Regions from separate parts of the Homo sapiens genome. Here region 2 is linked to region 1. Evidence: chromatin loops called from intact Hi-C (ENCODE). Cell type or tissue: PC-9. All regions are shown on one strand.

Evidence for each region. Hi-C counts contacts between places; a loop is a spot of excess contacts. Peaks named below come from ENCODE experiments on the same cell type or tissue, not always from the same donor. Only the 100,000 strongest peaks of a DNase experiment are listed, where the experiment ranks them.
Region 2: a loop joins it to region 1, with 5 times the contacts of the local background. A loop is called at or near these places in 3 of 110 quality-filtered maps.

Annotation. Positions count from the first base shown.
Region 1 is chr7:133,850,375-133,858,374 of GRCh38, forward strand. The region is part of intron 11 of EXOC4 (exocyst complex component 4); the gene reads left to right. Among named protein-coding and RNA genes, the nearest start is that of LRGUK, 270 kb to the right of the region's middle. In PC-9, CTCF peaks have their summits at 3,610 and 4,559; DNase peaks (open chromatin) are centred at 2,817 and 3,517; H3K27ac peaks cover 494 bases.
Region 2 is chr7:133,489,118-133,497,117 of GRCh38, forward strand. The region is part of intron 9 of EXOC4 (exocyst complex component 4); the gene reads left to right. Among named protein-coding and RNA genes, the nearest start is that of MIR6133, 200 kb to the left of the region's middle. In PC-9, no CTCF peak of the experiment used is centred here; a DNase peak (open chromatin) is centred at 3,104.

The sequences.
Region 1 (8,000 bases):
ACTGATTCATTTCCAAGTAGGTTTGGAAAAAATTGGTTCAGTATTAAATAAGTTTGTTTTTTGTTTTTTCTTTTTTTTTAGTGGTAGCACATCACCAAACAGGATATAGTATATAGTATTTCCCAAATGATTTTTTTTCCACGAGAATGTCACAGGGACCTAATATTCCATTTCTCTTTGGGAAATGCCGTATTTATGTATGAACAGTCTTATAGAATCATACGTTCAGACATGAGAGGGCTTAAAGGTTATCTAGGTTACCCCCCCACACACACACACACCCATGTCAAAATCCATTTTATATCACTCCAACAGATGGTCATCCGGCCTCTGCTGAATACAGACCTTAGCAGGAAACTTCCCATTCCAAAAGTCATTCCACTCCATGACTGGCCTCCTTTCCTTTTTTAACAAAGATTTTCCTTATAATTGAACCAAAAATCTGTTTCCCTGTAATTTACTCATTCCTTCTAGTTTTGCCATCTGGAATATTGGCAAAACAAGTTTGCTTTCTTTTCTGCAAGATGACTATCATGTTTCCTGTTCACCTTCTCTTCTTTAGATTGACTCTTCCTAGCTTATTCAATTCTTCCTCATATGAGGAAGTTTCTAGAATTCTCAACATCCTGGTTACTTTCCCCTGGAAAATGTCCAGTGTCCCTCTCAAAATAAGATAACTAGAATTAAACACAGTCAGCTGTGATCTGTCAAGCACACATGTTTAACTTTTTATTCAACAAATACTTCTGGAGCCACTGTTCTCCTTTGGGCACTATTCTGGAGGCTGGGGATACAGCAGACAAGAAGGCAGGCAAAGTCGGATATTTCATGGAGCTTCTAGTCTTGTAGTGGAAAAATCAAGTAAACCAGGAAACACATAAATAAGCAAGATGGTCTCTAGTAGTCAAAAATGTTACAAAGAAAATAAGATCAGATAATATGATAGAAAATATTTGCAGAGAGGTGGTATGTTTTTTATTTTGTTTATAAATAGAGACAGGGCCTTGCTATGTTACCCCAGCTGGTCTCGAACTCCTGAGCTCAACCCGTCTTCCTGTCTTGGCCTCCCAAAGTGCTGGGACTACAGGTGTGAGCCACTGGCCCTGCCAGGGTGGCATGTTTTGATCAGTGATGGGGAAAGCATCTCAGAAGGTGCCATTTGAGCTGTTCCTGAATAATACAGAGGAGCCAGGGAGTGAATGAAGATCTGTGGGCAGCACATTACAGCCAGAGGGAGTGGTGCATGGCAGGCTCTATGGTGAACATGAGTCTTGTCAAAAGAAAGAGAGGTCATGTGGAAAGTAGAGCAAGAGAAGAGGAGAGTCACTTCAGCAATATCAGAGAGGAAGGCAGCAGCCAGCGTATTTAAGGCATCATAGCTGTGTTACCATGGCTCAGGTAAGTATAGTTTGTAAGCATAGTAGGTGGCCATTGGAAGATTTTAAGCAGGAGAGTGTCACAAACTTCAACAGTTCATTCCAGTTGATTTGATCTTCCCACGAGTCATCATACTACATTATACTGCTGTTAGTCCAGCCCAGGATTTTTGGTTGTCGCCATTGTTTTTCTAAGAACCTAGTCAAACTTCTCATACAAACTTATTTTTGGCAAATTAAAATACCCAGATCTTTTAAAATTTTCTTATAATCTTGACAAAACCAGTAATTTGGAATCTCAGTGAAAAACATTTGTTGCTCTTAAATTTTATAATTTTGTTCTCAAGCCTTATTAGAATAATGTTGAATCCTGACTTTGTCGTTAGTAATACTAAAGCAGTCTCAGCTTTTGGGTTTTAAGTTTAATAAATAAATTTTTTATTCAAAGTTGGCAATAAAGTCATTGTATAGAGCATTTTTTTTTTTTTTTGAGACGGAGTCTTGCTCTGTCACCCAGGCTGGAATGCAGTGGTGCAATCTCTGCTCACCTCAACCTCTGCCTCCCGGGTTCAAGCCATTCTCCTGCCTCAGCCTCCCGAGTAGCTGGGATTACATATATAGGTCATTTCTAAGGACTATAGTCTGTTACAAGTATCCCTTTAGTTGAAAGAATCCATTAAGCGACCTTTTCTCAGGATAGCTTTTCAACCACCTGCTAATATTTGACTACATGAATTTTCATTTCCTCATATTTTTACTGCAAGGATAGCCCATGAGATAATTCAACACATATAGGTCTCTTAGTCTGCTAATCCTGTAGGAAAAGAAAAGAAAATTAGCATAATATCTAGGTGAATGTATAATGGCTCTTAGTTAACATTTCTTTGTCTAAATATTCATAACCCAAGGGATGATTGAAGTTTAATCAATAGTTTCTAAAATCCTTTCCCCCGCTTTTAAAAAAATAAGCATAGCATTTTCCTGACTCCTGTCCTTGGGGTGGAGATTGGGGAACAAGTAAAAGCTTATAGAGTCTTGTTTGATAAAAAACATTTTTTTCTAAGGGAAAGGAATAGCAACATTTGCTGCCACTTAAAATCCATCCTTAAAATTCACACAAAGCACATTTATTGCTTACTTTCACAATGATCTAGGGACCAAAGAGTAACAAAAAACAAAACAATAAATAAATGCACAATCGGGCATCTCTGCTGTCAAGTATTCCTTGAAGGCCTGGCAGAATCTGACATGGAGTAAGTTACTGGAAGCCGGATTTAGTCAATTACCTGTCTTTTTGCTCCTAATGTTCAGAATCCAGTAAATGGCTGTAGCCTAAGGTAGAGAAGTACCAGTTAAGTGCATTTTGACTGTGGTTTAAGCAATCGAGGTCGTCTCCAGCTTCTTTGGAACAATGCCATTCTTTAGCATGACATGGAGGGTAACTATGTGCTTATTCACTAGATGGAATACCTGCTTCATGTAGTTGGCTGGGCTCTGTTACCATCTGTTTCTTTCTTTGTTTCTTTCTGTTTGTCTGTCCCTCGCCCTCTCTTTCTCTCTCCCTCTCTTTCTGTCTCTCTCTCTCTCTCTCTTTAACACACACACACACACACACACACACACACACACACACACACACACACACACAACTTTTTAGAGTCATGGAGAGAGGGTCTCATTATGTTGCCCAGGCTGGTCTTGAACTTGTAGGCTCAAGCAATCCTCCCACCTCAACTTCTTGAGTAGCTGAGACTACAGGCATGCACCACTGCACCTGGTTTCAATATTCGTATTGTCAGTATCTCATCAGTTTTTGACTATCGCCACCTCTATCTATTTTATAGGGAAAGAAAATCTTTCTTTGCCCTAATATCTAAGTAGCTTAGGCACACCTGAGAACTGGGAAACCATTCCCAACCATTGCCAGTGGGGAGACGTCCTGCTTCAGTGTGATACAGTTAGCCAGTGTTTATTGAGCCCTTCCCCATGCTCATGTTTGTATTCATCTCTGAGGAATGTCTCTATAGTGATCCTATTCTAGAGACATTTCCCCCCTCTTCTGGACAGATTAAACCCGAGAAGAACTTGCTGGTTCCTGTAAGCCGAGCAGCCTGTTTGTGCTGTGCCCTCATTCTAGGTGCATTCTTTGGCTGGCATATTTGTGGGCACAGAGTATTCACGAACAAGGTTTCAGCAGTTTATAGTCCCTAGGGGGCGGGGTGAGTCAAAAACATTGACTGTTTCCATTTGCCCTCTGGAGGCAGTGTTTAACCTCCAAGTGGATGTGGTGCCCAGAGGAAACAACCTCAACCAGGAACTGGCAGGCACCTGCCTCATCAGGGCATCAGTGTGCACAGGGAGAGAGGGAGTGTGTCAAAAGGTCCAGCCCATTTGGCTGTGGGGAGAGGCCTTATAATAACACATCAGTAGCATCACTTTACACATGCCTCTGCAGACACGAGCTGTCCAGCTCCCTGTTCCTCAGGGTGAGGCTGGGGTAGAGCTGGGAATGACGGACTCTGGGGACTGATGGAGGGCCATACCTTCGAGACCAAGGATGGTGTTCTCTTGCACATGCTTGCCACCTCTTATTGGTCCTCCGATTCCTAGGGAATTTTCTTTAGCATTCTTCTCAACTGGGCTCAGTTGTTGAAAGAGCACACACACACACACACACACACACACACACACACACACACATACATTTTAATCCTGTGCTTCACATGCTGTGAAGCTAAAGAAGAGTGCAAGAGGAAGGCAGCTTACATCAGATCTGACAGTCTTACTGATCGTTGCTGATAAAAACTGGCAAAGGGAAAAGTAATCGGAGCCTCGGGAATTCAATTCACTCCTTTAATCCACTCAGCAGATATTTTATTTTTAAAACACAAGCACAGCCATCAGCAAAATTGAGAGGCTGTGTGGGACCCCAAGGCACTTTAAACTTTTGAGCCCTCCTAACTCCCACTCCAGCCCTACCTTCAAATAGTCCCTCTTAGCCATTTCATCTGCTTGGGTGTATCCTCCTCACCATCCCTTTTCCTTATTCCCTAGAAGCCAATAAAAAAAAAAACTTGCCTGTTGGCATTAATTAAAAAAAGGAAGACACTTTATGATCTAGATCATCAGCTAGAGACTTGTGCAGTATATCATCCCTACTTTTTATGATTCTCATATTGTCTTCATGTCTTTCTCATTTGCAGCAAGTAGATGACACAGTGCTGCCCTCTAGCTGATTATTGGATTATAATGGCTTCTCTATTCCTAAGGCTATATATATATCTAAATATATATATATCTAAATATATCTAAATATATCTAAATATATCTAAATATATATAAATATATATATAAATATATATAAATATATATATATAAATATATATATATATAAATATATATATAAATATATATATTTTTTTTATCAGCAAAGAGAAGTGGACAGTTGTTTTTCATGTACGGCTTACCCCAGACAATCAGTAGAGCACCTCTGCTGCTTTATACTCTCTCAGTCCTCCTGAACCAACCTTCCTGGAATAATCTACTAATCTAAACCAGAAAACGAACTTAGTTCCACAGCAGATTTCAACTGTACCTCTATATTACAGCAGGTACCCTGTCAGATTTCTTCTATCGAGAAATGAAAAGATGTACACACGCCCATGTCTGTATGTCTTCCATTTATCAGGCAGGGAGAATTGATTATCTCAATTCTAAAGATATCAGCACATTTGGAGATATGTGGCTTTTATTCTAGGACCCTGGGATTCACATTTTAGCCTATAACCTTCAAATCTCCACATTCATTTTTCTCCACCCTAAGTGCCTGTGTAGTGATGTAATAGCACTGTTAACCATAATAGAATGATCAATGATTTTGAAAAACATAGTGTGTACCTTTCTCTTTGGGAGGAGGGTAAAAGCAACTACTGATAAGAAAGTAAGCCTTAGCCAGCTCCCCACGATCCATCTGCCAGTCAAAGCAGTTAATCTTATATACCCCTTCCCACTCAAGAAAGTTAGTGAACAGTTATTACATGGCTGCAATAATTATCTGTAAGCGTTATATCTACAGATGTAGACTGCATCTGTCTACAGAGAAGGCGCTGATTTTAAGCCTGCTTTGGCACCTAGTTTTAAGCCTTTGGCTTTATCAACCATGTACGTAGGTTGTCACCCATATAAATAGGTCCTATCCCTCACCATCCTGAGCCTTGATTTTCTTACCTGTCATTTGAGATAGTTACCTCACAGAATTGCCAGGAAGGTTAAAAGATCTGGAACACGTAAAAGTACTTTATCAAACCCTACATGCTTATTAATTGTAAGAAACTGCCCTGTGTCATTAAAAGAGCATGGGCTTTGGAATGAGACACAGGAACAGATTCCAGACCTGCTTCTCACTAGCTATGTGGCCTTTCACAGGAAGCCTAACTTCCTCGAGCCTTAGCTATAAAACGGAAGTAATACCAATCTACAGCACCTATATGGGAATTCAATCAGTAATGTGTTTAAAAGAAGGTCAGTGCTACATAGATTTAGGTTATTGGTGCCATTGTAAGTGGGAAAATAATATGTGTGATGCTTTAGTGAGTTGTGAGAGAGCATCCAAATGCCTAAGCACCTGGAGCACACTGCCTGGGCCTGATCCCTGACACTGCCATTTACTAACATTGTGGTGTCACATTTTTTGTAATTGCCTGTTTACTTCTCTCACTCACAAGTCTGAATTCCTTGAGTATGGAGAGATTGTCTTCTCACTGTGTGTGCAGCTCCTAGTGGAGTATCCAACATGTAGTAGAGAGAGAAAATGTGTTGAATGAATAAATGTGTGATTTTTATCATCTTCCATACATTTTATACTATGGTACCTCTTAGATATCATTTACATTTATAATAATAACTATGAATTGGAATGGGTAGGGCAGTGGCCAATTAATGTAGCTCATAGGAGATCCAGATGCTTCATTCTGCATCTCTAGGCTTCTTGATGCCTCTTGGGCCCTACTTGATAGGTTCTTATCTAAAGCCATAAATGCAATAGAGAAACAGAACACTTTAAAAAATATTACCTCCACTAAAGGCCGGGTGTGTTAGCTCAGCACTTTGGGAGGCCAAGGCAGGCGGATCACGAGGTCAGGAGATCGAGACCATCCTGGCTAACACGGTGAAACCCCGTCTCTACTAAAAATACAAAAAAATTAGGCCTGGTGGCACATGCCTGTAGTCCCAGCTACTTGGGAGTCTGAGGCAGGAGAATCGCTCGAACCCGGGAGGCAGAGGTTGCAGTGAGCCGAGATCACGCCACTGCACTCCAGCCTGGGCAACAGAGAGAGACTCCGTCTTTATATATATATATATGTGTATATATATATGTATATATATATACACATACACGTATATATATATATATATATATATATATATATATATATATATATATATATATATTTTACCTCTACTTAACCTCCCTGGATGATTGTCTTAGTGTCACATATATATATATATATATATATATATATACACGTATATATATATATATATATACACGTATATATATATATATATATACACGTATATATATATATATATATATATATATATATATATATATATTTTACCTCTACTTAACCTCCCTGGATGATTGTCTTAGTGTCACAGGATCCTTCGGGTGTCACTTCACCAGCCAGAACCCTCTGTGGCTGGCGGCGCCTCTGCTTGAGTTTCACTCATGCCCGTTGGGCTTGTTCTGTCCCCTGGGCTGCCAGGCTGTGCTGCTCGGCTCATGCTACAGACCCAGACCCATGCCCACTGAGGGCAAGCCAGGCATGGAGCAGCGAGGGGTGTGTGCGCCACTAAGCATGGGGTCCAGCCAGTGCACACAGCCAGACACCCCAGCTGCTGCGGCAGGGCAGGCAGCTCCAGGCTCCGTGCAAGCCTACAGCTGGACTAGGCATACCACAAGCAGCTTCTCTTGTGGGTGCCAGCATCTGGATGAGGGGAATGTGGTGACATCTGAAAACTCGGAGATGCCAGCAACCACAGAGCCCCAAGGGGTGGGTGTGGAGGCGCTCTGCAGCTCTCTCATTTCCACCACCCACAGCTCGGCGGATCGGGCGTGGGGGGAGGCATGTCTTTGCCTCATTCAGTCCCACCGCCTCACTCTGGCGTACAGCTCCCAGGCTGCCCTGGCCCCATTGCTGCTTCCCGTCACATGGGGTAGCCGCCCAACACCAGCGGAGGGCAGGAGGGCTATAGTGCTACAGCTCTGGCTTGGGGAATCCTGAGGTCTGGGCCCACAGAAGCGTCACCAGTGTTCACTGCCACAGTCTGATGAACAGGAGCATGTCATCGTCCGCAGCTCAAGGAGCTGGCCAGGAAAGTGTTACAGCCCTTTTCGCACCCACCATTCGGTGTGTTCTGAATTCTTGTCCAGCATCCAGGAAGAATGAGTTTCCACAAACAACTGGAGGGTAAGCAAGGCAGGGAAGAGTTTTATTGAGCCACAGAACAGCTCTCAGCAGAGAGGAGACCCAAAGTGGGTAGCTACTACCTGCAGACGGGCAGTCGTACCATGTGGTTGAGTCTGGGGGTTTTTATGGACTCAAAAATGGAGGAAGTGTG
Region 2 (8,000 bases), 360 kb before region 1:
GTGATAAAAAAATGAAGAAGGTAAGGGCATAAATATAAAAGTCAAGGAAAACATCACCTCTGGAGAGGATGGAGGAGGGTTGTAACCAAAGAGAGGATCTCGTGGGGATTCAAAGATCCTAGTAATGTTCTCTTTCTTAAGCTGTTACAGAAATACTGTTGTTTTATTCTTTTAAAAACTGTACAAATGTCATATGCACTCATACATTTCATAAAATGTACAGATATAAACAATTTTTTAAGAAGCCTCTTAAAGCTTTAGAGACAAAACCATGTATGTAGTTTAATGTTCCTGTTTAGAAATCGAGAACAAATGTGGAGTTTTCTGGACAGCAGCACTTTTGTTGCAACTCCTGGTATGTGCCAAAGCTGTGAACTACCCCTGAACGAGTACTGTACCTTAAGTCGTCCATGAGAAGGCATCTTTGTGGTTAGAAGAGTTTCCTCCCAACTTACCTGCTCCCTCCATCATCCTCCATCTGGGATGTCAGACACCTAACATTAATTGGAGTCAGCAGCGATTATACTTTTGTTTCCTGTGTTAAGGGACTTTCTGTTTATTTGTTAATCCTGTATAGGTTTATTGTATGTTTACTTGTGCTGGATACTTCACTAGGCCCTCAGGATAAAATAATGAACAGGACTGCCTTTGAAGGCCAAAAGAAAAGAAAGGGACCATAAATGTGTCACTTATATGGTCACCTGCCTCCCAGCATTTGTTCTCCCTTTCCTCCAAATTCATAGAGTCCCTGATATTTCGCTAGTCACAGGGCCACCCAAAATAGGAACATTTCTAACTTGCCTTGCAGCCAACATGGACGTGTAATTTAATTCTGGCTAATAGGATGTGATTGAAAGTAATGTGTGTAACTTTGGGTCATTCTCTTATTGGGAAGAAAGAGGCTGTCTTTCTCTCCCAGCCCAGCCTGTGTGTGAAGGTGTGGATATGAATGGAATGTGGTAAGTCCTCCTAGACCATGCAGGTGAGGCAGCACTGAAGGAAAGCTACAACAACAAGACAGAGGGGGCCTGGGTTTCTGATACTGTGTAGTGCCATACCTCAGTAACTTCCTGGACCAGAGTCACCGCATCATCCCGGACTTCTGCATGAGAGATGAGTAAACTCTGACTTGTTAATTCACTAGTGTTTTGATTCATGTTACATGCAGCCCTACTTATATCCCAGTTAATTCAGCAGGAACACAAGTGATCACAGCTCTGTGATACACACTATCACGGAGTTGTGTGTATGTATATAGACAACTGGGATGCATATACAAGTTCTGGGAAAGGCAGGGAGGCATCTATAAGTATTTAAAGCTTAAACTCGGTTATAACAGATGAAGAGAAGTTTTCCAGGTAAAGAAATTGAGGCAAGCATTTCAGGCATCAGGCACAGTATGGGTAAATGTATGAAAGTATGAGAGTATAGGCTCTTCTCTCATCAGAGTTTCACAACATGAATCGGATATTTTTCTACTAATTAAGGAACTCAGTTTATATATACAGATTTTTACTGATTATAATTTGTTACTTTCAGGAGTCAGATGAAAGTACATCAAAGCTATTATGAATGGCTTTGGCCATTGTTCATCCTAGTAAGAGATTAAGAATTGATAAGAACCAATGGTGTACTGGTGATATGGGAAAATAAAGGTCATTATTATACCTGAGCAAAGAATAAATGTAATCACATACAGGATTTTCCGAGTATTGTTCAAGTGTTGTAGCTATGCAGCTTTATTATTAAAAATTCTATAGGAAAAAATAACTTTGTTTTAAATGCACTTATTATAGCATATTATATTAGACTCTGCATGGTAGCTGAGGCTGGAAATATTGGTAGGGCCCACGGCACAACCTATTTCTAAAGTACCTTGCGTTAAAAATAGAATGTTCAGCTTGAACTGCAAGTGATCATGATGGCAGCCTGGTTCTATATGGAGATTGCAGAGCTCTGTGTGCTCACATCTGATTTCCAGCTTGTAATTTTGGTGTGGATGAAAATATGCATTAAGTTACTTTTGGCTTCTCCACAATTTTAAACTGGAAAAGCCCATATTACAGTAATATATGATAGTATGTATGAATGCGACATGAATATTGTAATAGTCATAATATAGGATGTTCATTCCTAGAATTGTGATGACATCTACTGAATTGCAGCCAGTAATTTGCATATTCATGCCCACTTAGCTCAAATAAGTCCCTGTTTGTTTGCACATTAATGTCTGATTTCAGCACCAGCTAACTCATTTACATATCCTGTTCAGTTGGTTAGTGATGTTCATATGTGGAATATTGGTGCAGCTCTGTTTGGGCTTTGAGTAGCTTGGGGTTTAGTAGAAGGATCACCTGTTACTCATCCTAGCTTTTCTAGGCAAGGCACTTTACTTTTCTGAGCTCTAGGTTATTCATCTGTGTAATGAAGTTAATGCTGGTTAGTTCTTAGGGCTGTCATATCAGTTGACACACTGGAGGTTATGGTGTACAGTCAACATTTCTAGGCCAACTATATTCTGGGGCCTGTTCCTGGAACATTTTCTGCGTGCAGAGGGGTTCTAGATGCTGTAGAAGATAAGACATGCAAACAGTCACAGTTTCAGTGAATATTAGAAGTACTTTGGGGAGTACAGAAGAGAAAACACTTAACATTTTCAAGGGAAGTCATAGGAGGTATTACAAAGGTGGAATTCTTACGCCGAACTGGTAAGATGAGTTGACCACACTGAACAAAGGAAGGGAACTCGCGGCAAGTAGGGAGAAGATGTGGATGAACACACAGATGTTTGAGAATCTCATGGAACTGGAAATATTTTATTGTGGTTAAGCATAAAGTGTATGGGGAAGATTGAACATAGACATGGAAGACTGGTAGGCAGATCTCAAAAGACCTGGTATGCCATAGCAAGAAGGTTCGGTTTTTGTCCTGCGGGTGATAAGGAGTCCTCCAAAGGTTTAAAGTAGGAGAGTCGCATAATGAAATGTGCATTTTAGAAAATGTTTTCTGATGACTGTGTGGAGAATGAATTGAGTGGAATGAGAGTGTAGACAAAGAGGCAAGTTTTGTTATTTCAGGTGAGAGCTCATAGAAGAATTCTTAGGTGAGGTGGGAAGTGACCCAGAACCTATTTTGGAGGTACAATCAGTTGGACATGGTGACTCATTCTGTGTGGTGTTTCAGCAAGAAGAGATGTATTTTGGTGTCTTGGGTAGGTAATGATGTCATTTGTTAAGACAGGAAATATAAAAAGAGGAGTAGTTTTTATGGAGTGTTAGATAGGGGTAAAGATAGCATTTCATTATGTATGCTTTTATGGTTCTCTTTTGGTTGTGTTTAGTTCTGTCTAATCTAATCTAGCCCAATATAATTTTACTACATAGTCTAATCTTTTATCTTTCCCTCAAGTGTAAGGCTTTCAGCAGTTTGTGATTACTCATAACCATTCCTCTTCTCAAGTTCAGAGTAATGGAGTTACGGTTTTCTTCCATCCCTTTTCCTCTTTTTATTTTTTAATTGCAAATACTACTTTCTTTTTTTTCTAGGCTTTCGTTGATGTATTAGTTTTAGTGCCCACTTTAGTCTCTTAAGAATATGAATTCTTTAATTTTTATTCCTTGATGTACCCTGTATTTTTATTATTAAAATCAAACTATTAGCGATGTCTCTTGATAACTTGCTCTGACTTTGTGCAAGTCACTTAACCAGTTTTCTCAGTTGTAAAAGGAAGAAGGTAAGTGATTTTTTTTTTTGGAATCTCATTTATCTCCAAAGCTCTAGGTTCTTGGATTATCAGTCACTGGCCCACTATATGTTCCTCACAGCAGAGTCTGGGGACTAGTTAGAGGTTCGGAGTGGTGGGTCTCTGGAATTGGGCTTACTACCTAGGTGACTTTGGGCACAGTAACTCCTTCTATGTGTCACATTCATTTTCTTAAACTGTGAATATAATATACCTAACCTCATAGGGCCATAGTGATGACGAAATGAGTTAACACATGTAAAATGTTTAAAACTGTGCCTTGGGCCTGGCACGGTGACTCATGCCTGTAATCCCAGCACTTTGGGAGGCCGAGGTGGGTGGATCACCTGAGGTCAGCAGTTTGAGACCAACCTGGCCAACATGGTGAAGTCCTGTCTCTACTAAAAATACTGAACTCTACTAAAAAATTAGCTGGACATGGTGGCACACGCCTCTAGTCCCAGCTACTCAGGAGGCTGAGGCAGGAGAATTACGTGAACCCAGGAGGCAGAGGTTGCAGTGAGCCAAGATTGCACCATTGCACTCCGGCCTGGGCGACAAAGCGATACTCTGTCTCAAAGCAAAACAAAACAAAAAACTGTGCCTGGCACATATTAAGTACAGATAAATGTTAACAACTATTATTTTACCCGTAACCTGTAGCACCTGGCATCATTCGTCACACATAGGAGGCACTCAGTAAATGTTTTTTTAAATTAATGAACCAATAAGCCTGTTAGTGAACAAGTAAGTTCTAGTAGTATCTCTTAGAATGGTCCCTAGAAACTCCTCCCCCCACCCCCATTTTTCCTGTTTTCTTCTCTGACAGAAGTCTTTCTAGACTGTTGAGAAAATGTGTTTACCTCAGAGATTGTCCCAATCTTGTAATGTTAAGTGACATCCATTTTGAGAATGTAGTTGTGATTCACATATACCTCTAACTAAGAGGGCCACACTTGGTGACCTTTAGTGAATTTGTCTTTCTGGCCTATATTCACCCCAGAGATAAATATTAATGGCCATGATGAACGTGGCCATTTTTCTTCAAAACCATTTGGTCTGCAGTGGCACGAACTCTAAATTTTACTACACAAATAATTTAGGACGGTTGGAATATGGCTAGTAAAGAGGTTAAAAGGGAAAGGACAGCCCTTCTATTTATGAATTAATGGCAGCTGAAAATTTGGCATTGTTTTATGTACATTATTGTTTTGCCTTCCTCTTGCCTCCAGTTTGACATCACTTTCTTGCTGCTTGTGAAAACAAAAATAAAAATGCAGTTGTAATCCTTTAACGGATTGGGTAATACGTTGGTGAGGGAGAGCTTCTTTCTTCAAGTCTATCTACAGATTGGAAAGCTGACCTCTTCAGAAGTACCCTTATAGACACACTCAGAAATAATGCTTTACTAGCTCTGTGAGCGTCCCTAGCACAGTCAAGTTGACATATAAAGGTAACCATCACAGAAACAAAGTTTGAAAAAAAAAGGTTACAGCTGATCTGAAAGGGAAATTTTTGACTTGGCTTAGAAAGCAAGCAATAAATTGTTTATGGATATCATTCCCCACAGCATGTCTGCTGAAAGAGGACTGATAAAAGCAAGGCAATTGATGGGATGAATCATTCGCTCATTTATGATTATCTACCATTTCTAGATTATAGGAATGTTATTGAGGACCATTAACTCCATATCCACTTAAATATGTCATGAATCATTTTTTAAAATTTCTCAAGACAAGAACTTTTTCCATAAGAATTCTTTAACATGTAAATTGAGTGGTTGACTATCATTTCTAAATTATGGTATTCACCCTAACACAATAGATGTAGTTGCCCTAAAATAGATACAGAATTTGGTCTAACTTATTCTAACCAATTGAAATCCTTTGTCATCCCCAAATTATAATCAGTATGATCTTCTTTTTACTGTCACTTCCAGGACATTTTTTAGGCAAGTATAATGCCCAAGAGGAATAATTAGCTCTTTTTAAGTAACGTCTACTTTTCTATCTGTTTTAGATGGTTTCTGTTTAGTTATTAGCCATATTTGTTGCATTTTACACTTTGAAATTTGTAGTTCCTATAATACTTTTAGAAGTAATAATAATATACATTATATTAAAAAAATTGGGCGTGGCATGGTGGCTCACGCCTGTAATCCCAGCACAGTGGGAGGCCGAGCTGGGCAGATCACGTGAGATCAGGAGTTCGAGACCAACCTGGCCAACATGGTGAATATAAAATTAGTTGAGTATAGTGGCACATATCTGTAATCCCAGCTACTAGGGAGGCTGAGGCAGGAGAATCGCTTGAGGCTGGGAAACGGAGATTGCAGTGAGCTGAGATCACGCCATTGCACTCCAGCCTGGGTGACAAGAGCGAAACTGTCTCCAATAAAAAAAAAAAAATTGTGCGTAACACTGGAGTTTTAGATGCCTGTACACTGAATCTTTTCTGTTCTTTCTCCCCTTTTTTAACCTTAGTTTATTTATTAATATTATTATTACACTTTAATTAGATTTCACTTATTATTGAGGTGAATGTACCTGCAGTGAAGTGTGTAATGTGCACTCATCTTAAATGTACAGCTAAATTCTTGCACATATGTATTCCCATATAACTACCACCCAGAAGATTTCCTATGCTTCTTAACACTCCCTGAGGGTCAACACTATTCTGATTTCTAACTCTATCTCTTAGTTTTACCTATTCTTTAAATAAATAGAATCATACTCTGTTTTGTGTTTCTGGCTTCTGTAACTCAACAAAATGTCTGGCACATTCATTCTTGTGGATTTGCATATCAGTTTTTATTATTGCATAGTATTTTATTCTATGACTATAGGACAATTCATTCATTCACCTTTTAATGGACTTTCATCGTTTCCACTTTGGGGCTACTATAGATAATTCTCCTATGAACAGTTGTATTACAAATGCACTAATTTCTCGTGGGAATATACCTAGGAATGGAATTGTTGGTTCATAACATAGGCATGTGTTTGGCTTTAGGAGATACAAGGATTTTACCATTATAGAAATTGATAAGAAATTGTATGACAATATCAGTTGCTTTACATTCTCACTAATGTATTTTTATGGGCTCAAATTTTTACCATTCTCTTGAGTGTGTAGTATACCTTCTTTTTTTTTAAAGAAAAAGAGTCTAAGCTTTCCTTACTTCTGCTACTCTTCCCCTGCCCCCATACTGGCAGGAATTTCTGGATATGATTATTTGCTATACAGACTATCTGCCAATTTACTGATTTACAGTACAGCATTTTTTGTTGTTGTTGTTGGTTTTTTTTGAGATGCGGTCTTGCTCTGTCCCCCAGGCTGGAGTGCAGTGCACCGGTGTGATCATAACTCACTGCAGCCTTGATCTCCTGGACATCAGGTGATCTTCCTGCCTTAGCCTCCCAAGTAGCTAGGAACACAGGTGTGCACCACCGCATGCACCATCACACCTGGCCAATTTTAGCTTTTTTATTGAGACAAGGTCTCACTTTTTTGCTGAGGCTGGTCTCAAGCTCCTGGCCTCAAACAGTCCTCCTGCCTCAGCTTCCCAAAGCACTGGGGTTATAGGCTTGAGCCACTGCACCCAGCCAATATAGTTTTTCATAGTTCAGTGATCTTGTATTCCTTCTAGAAGAAGTCCTGATCATGTTCATACAGTTTCTACCCAGAATTCTTTAGCGGCTTTTCTTACTAGAAATCACCTACCATATTTCTTCGCACCTTCGAGGTGGAAGATAAAGGTATCTCCTCTCTTTCAACTTTTTGTAATTTTTTGGCCAGTGGTTTTCTATTTTGAATGATCTTTTTATTGCATGTTTCTTACTGATATTCCCACTGGTAGTAGGCAGAATTCTAGAATGACCCCAATGACCAGACCCATGCCCATGTATTTATAATTTTTCCCCTTTGGGTGGTATCCATGATTCTGACAGACTGTCACTCTCGGGGTTAGTTTTTTATATGGCAACACTGAATGGATTTTGCAAGTGTGATTAAAATCCCTAATAATTTAAATTTGAGTCAATCAAAAGGGAGATTACCCTGGTTGGGCCTCACATGACATTTGAACCCTTAAAAGAGACAAAAAGCAGCAGAAGGTGCTCTTCTGTTAGCCTCAAAGTAGTAATTCTTGTGAATAGATTAGGCCATGTTGTAAGGACCTGGGGTCATCTCTGTCTAACAGCCAACAGAAAAATAGGACCTCCATCCTACAACCAAAAGGAACAGAATTCTCCCAACA